Regions from separate parts of the Mus musculus genome. Here region 2 is linked to region 1. The links are chromatin loops, found by intact Hi-C in ENCODE. Cell type or tissue: gastrocnemius. All regions are shown on one strand.

Evidence for each region. A loop is a pair of places that touch in the nucleus more often than their neighbours do. Peaks named below come from ENCODE experiments on the same cell type or tissue, not always from the same donor. Only the 100,000 strongest peaks of a DNase experiment are listed, where the experiment ranks them.
Region 2: it touches region 1 in a loop (2.5-fold over the local background); 2 of 42 quality-filtered maps call a loop at or near these places.

What each region holds. Positions count from the first base shown.
Region 1 is chr12:79,758,053-79,760,552 of GRCm38, reverse strand. The region is part of intron 8 of Rad51b (RAD51 paralog B); the gene reads right to left. Among named protein-coding and RNA genes, the nearest start is that of Gm36048, 40 kb to the left of the region's middle. In gastrocnemius, a CTCF peak has its summit at 1,300; no DNase peak of the experiment used is centred here; H3K4me3 peaks cover 815 bases; H3K27ac peaks cover 2,297 bases.
Region 2 is chr12:79,660,027-79,662,526 of GRCm38, reverse strand. The region is part of intron 8 of Rad51b (RAD51 paralog B); the gene reads right to left. Among named protein-coding and RNA genes, the nearest start is that of Gm36048, 140 kb to the left of the region's middle. In gastrocnemius, no CTCF peak of the experiment used is centred here; a DNase peak (open chromatin) is centred at 1,164; H3K27ac peaks cover 1,929 bases.

The sequences.
Region 1 (2,500 bases):
TCTTTTCTAGGAAGCCTGAGTGCACAGTGCTTCCATACTGCCTTTAACTGCCAGGCCCTGCTCAGCAACCATGTATACATACCTAAAGACAGTGCAAGTGTGCGGCCCCTTTGCCGACAACAGGTTTCTCCCCAGACCAGGCCTTTTTCTTTGTCTGTTCTACCTACTACAACCCACGAGGACCAACTTCTAGCAAACACAATTCCCAATCAACAAAGCTTTTAAACTCCAGAGTCTGAGTGGTTGACTGGGACCAGATGGGGATCACCATCCATTTGATTCCAATTCTCCTGTACCAGACCAGGCCAGGGAGCCACTGACCTGTGGCAGACATTTTCCATGGGCTCACCCATTTGATCTAGGGAAATGCGCGGAGAATCTGGGTTACCCCAGTAGAAAGATGAAGTAGGGGAAACATTCAGATCCCCCCCCCCCCCAGCTTTCCACATAGTCAACACTGCCTAGCTGGGTCTCAAGAATCTTCACTGTGTCTGATGTAGAAAGACAGCCGCAGTTGAAGATGAACGGGACACTGCCCGGAACAGGAGTTTTAAAAAACGAAGATTCAAGGTGACCTTCGAGTTCCATGGAGCCACAGGGCCAACATATCAAACAGAGAGATTGGGAAGGCTCAAACATCTATTCTCCAACACAATTTCCTTGGGGGGCTTGCAGTTCGCTAACTGAACCTGTGAACCAGCTGTATTTAGTGTGCTCTCTGCTTCCTTGGGTCTCTAGAACTGACAATCGTCTGTAGGTCAAGTTCCAACGGAAGTGACATTTCTGACCTAGCTCTATAAATAGAGTACTGGAAAAACACCATCAGCTGTACAGACTGGCCCAGGAACCACACGCTAACTATTAAGCAACCATACTGGACTGCCATTTTAGATGAGAAAGAAATAGCTTATGTTATTTATAACCTTCTGAGTTACAAGATTCTCAAAATACTTGGAAGCTATTAGTCTTTCAGATTTACAAGGAAAGGATCTGAGGCATAAAGCCATGTAACAACTGTCTCACCCAATACCATCTGCTCACAGCCCAGTGACCTGCTAGCGGACCAGGCCACTTTGCTTAGGTCATGGAGAAATTGTCGTCTCTGGGCTCTCTCAGCTAGAAGAGAAGGGGGATGGATTGCTGTCCAGTGTTTGCTCATATCACATGCTCAGCCCGACTCAAGCCCCAGTAACACTCATTCCTGGGGAGACTGAGCAAAGGGAAGCAGAAGCCATCTGCTATGGTAGAGTAATCAGCACCTTTGGAATGCAAGATTTAGAGGTGGATTAACCTCCCCTAGCAGCAGGTGGAGCAGAGGCGGGGTGAGCTCACCACTAGGATAAAGCCTGGTATGCACCAGCACAAATCATTCAAACAGCCCCGCTGATTTTTGTATGGGGAGAGAATACTTAGACTTTCCCAGAGTCTTGGAATGGTCGTGTAAGTTATTATCCAGTCGGGATACTTGTGAGATAGAGATGGGCTCATTTGAGTCATAAGGGGACAGCAGCGATGACTTGGGACTGTCCTGGGTGAATGCAGGTGTCATCTAAGAGGGTTACCATGGAGAAACTGTCTGGAATCAGGGTGAGGAGGCTCCCTCTTAGAAAAGGTCAATCTGAACACTGTCCCATTTGGCAACCAAACTATCCCAACTATGTAGGGCTTCTTCTGGGCTGTGCTTGCAGTGACATGCGTCAATATCTTTAAATATAGCTAAGGAAAAAAAAATAGCAGGAATAGTCCCAGTGTCTGAGTAGAAAGAAGCAATCTCCTCTCATGGGTTCAGCTGGCAACACCACCCAGGAGATCACTGGAGCCCCTGAGCCAGGAGTACTGCTTTCTCCCTGGTACTTTCTATTGGAGGGGGACAGTCCTGAAGGATGACCTGAAACTAAGTCTCTCAACCTGTGAGAAGAAGTTGTGTGTGCAGGTGTGCATATCCATGCAGTGTGTGGGTGAGCCAGAGGGTGACATTAGGTGTCCTGCTTTTCCACAGAGGCTGGAATTTTACATTGAATCTGGAGTTAAGCTGTGAGCCCTAGGGACCCACTGTAGTGCCATGTTACAGGCAGGTGTGGCCATGCCTGGGTTTTTATGTGGATGGTGGAGATCTGAATTCAGGCCCTCATGCCTGCACAGCAAGTGTTCTTATCTGCTGAACCATCTTTCCAGCCCTGAGGAGAATCTCTAATTAATAATGAATTCCCTTATTAGAGTGAATTCATGCACACGAATGGGAATGGAAATACACACACACACACACACACACACATACTAGCAAAAAAAAAAAAAAAAAAAAAAAGCAAAAACTGAACTATTTAAAGAAACCTGAAGCACATTAAAAAAAAAAATCCATGCTCATTTAAAATAAGCCAGGATGTTTACATGAGATGTCCCTTGTCCCCAGATGTATTTCTATCCTCTTGCTATGGATTTTTCACATTGCACTTAACAGCTGTCCTGGTCTGAATTTTGTTTTCCTGCTCTCATCATGGTA
Region 2 (2,500 bases), 98 kb after region 1:
TGCCGCAAGGAAGAACTACAAGAGCTAAGAATCAGAAGAGTTGCAATAACTGTTGAATGATTTCTGATAGTATGTATATCAGGATTTTCACCATTAAAACAATTATCTGGAAAAGTTGCTTTGAATGACACTACCTACTCAGGTCTAGAATTATGGAAAACATAAAACAATAAATATTGTTATTTTTTTTAAACTTGGTCTCATTTGTGAAATGATGGGCTGGACAAATAGAACAACCATGAAGTCTTTTCCAGCCCTGATATTATTGTAAGACAGTAGGGGGTCTAAAGAGCAACCAACTGGTGGGATTTTAACTCTACTGTACAGAGTCAGGCAAATGACCTCATTGTTGAGGCTGCTCTAGTTAGCAAAGACACTTTGGCAGGCTTGACACACACCCCTCTTTCTATATTGCTTCTTTCTTATTCCGTATTCATTTCTGGGGCTGTCTGTCCCTTATTCTCTTTGTGTCTCTTCCATATGAACATATAGCCAATCAGAAGTGTATGCAACCCAGAGAGAGTGAGAAACACCCTGGGCTGGGATGACTTTGCATGGACCCTGAATGTTCTATTTTCTTGAATCAATGAGGGTAGTTCATGAAAGGCAGGCTGCAAAAACGCCAAGTAACTGAATGTGTCCTCTTATTCCTTCCTAAGACACAAGCTGTGTAGGGCAGGAATCGGTTGGGAAAGGCGTCGGCCTATGGAGTCCACTCCTTCCTTCTTTGGCCATCCCACCTCAGAGCTGTTAAGTCAACACTGGAATGAAACTGCAATGCAGGGACTCATATTGGGGACCCAAACTGTGAACACTAGGTGTGCTTAATCCAGACAACAACCCAGGCACAAATTGAATAAGGCAGAGGCAGCAATGCCAAAACAAAGAACTCTCAACTCTACAAACACTGGGAGGGCAACAGCTGGTCAGCTGAGATTAAAGGAGCACAGAGTGCCTCCCATCTCCTGACTTCTCCTCCCCCATAGCCATCCTTGTAGCCAGCCAGGACTTACTTTTATAGCCCTGTGCAGATGACCTTGTTCCAGCTAAGATAGGGGCTCCTTTGATCTCAGCAGGGGATGCTCTGGGCTTGCAGCTGGCAGATATTAATAGCACAGGATCAGCTTGGGCAGAAGAGACGGCTCAGTTGGACCAGGTCACTTGTATTCCCTTCTCTGCAGCAGAGCAGAAGGGACTTCATTTCCCGGATCAACCCCTGCTGGGTGCTTCTCTCAGGTCAACCCAGATCATTTTATTGCTGGCTGCTCTTGGCTGCATGCTCTCACCCCACAACTGTTTTCAAGTGAACACTGTTTAAGCAAGGGCCTCTGTTCTGCAGCTGAAATCCATTACAGGTTTACTCTGTGAAACAGAAGAGCCACCCGTGGCTGGGTGCTGCCCATCTGCAGACCCACCTCACCCTGTCAGGACTGAAAAAGACTCAAGCAATCGCTCACTTCTTCAAACTAACATCAGGCAGAAGAAGAAACTGAGGTCCAAAGTGATGAAAAGACTTGCCCATCGTCATTAGTTAGCGCATAGGCAAAGGTGACCAAATAAAGGACTGAAACCACAAGCATTTTGTGCCATGTATTTCTCCTCTCTCTCTCTCATAGGAACTTAGGGACCATTGCAATATATTTGATCAGGAATGAATGTTCTAAGAAATGACCCCCACCTCTTTGTCTGAAGTTCTCGGGACGGAATGTTGTTGTTTCAAGAGTATTAGGCAAGTGTTTTCCCCAGCCAAAATCTGTTCATTTTAACTTACTGGTAAATGACCCCATTTTAGACTTTGGTTAAAACACTCCCACATCCTCTTTACCTATTTAGCTATACAAGCAAAATACCTTAAAAAACAAAACAAACAAACAAACAAACAAAACCCCAACTGCTTCAATCGCCATTAGGGCTTCATAGTCAGGAACAGCTAGTTACCTAAGGATGAGCTAGGAACTTCCTTTGCTGCTATCATTTTCCTGTTGCCATTACACTAGAGTCCAAAGCCATTTCTTCCCCTGCCATTTCATTCCACTTTGCTTAATATAAAGCAGGATTCTGGGAACTTGTTTCCAAATAAAGAAGAAAGATAATCTTCCAATTTCCTCAGAGCTGAACAAGTGTGTGTGTGCATGTATGGTATGTGAGTGTGCTTGTGTGTAGTGTATATATGGTATATGTATATTTTGTGTGTGGGTATGATGTGTGCAGGTATGGTTTATGAGTGTGTTTGTGTATTGTGTGTATATGGTATATGTATAAGGTATGTATCTGTGTGTCATGTGTGCATGTATTGTTCCTGAATGTGTTTGTGTGTAGTGTGTATATAGTATATGTATATGGGGTATGTATGTGTGTGTGTAATATGTGCATGTATTGTTTGTGAGTGTGTTTGTATATAGTGTGTATATGATATATATGTTTTGAGTGTGTGTGATGTGTGCATGTATGGTTTGTTGAGTGTGTTTGTATGTAGTGCATATATTGTTTGCGTGATGTG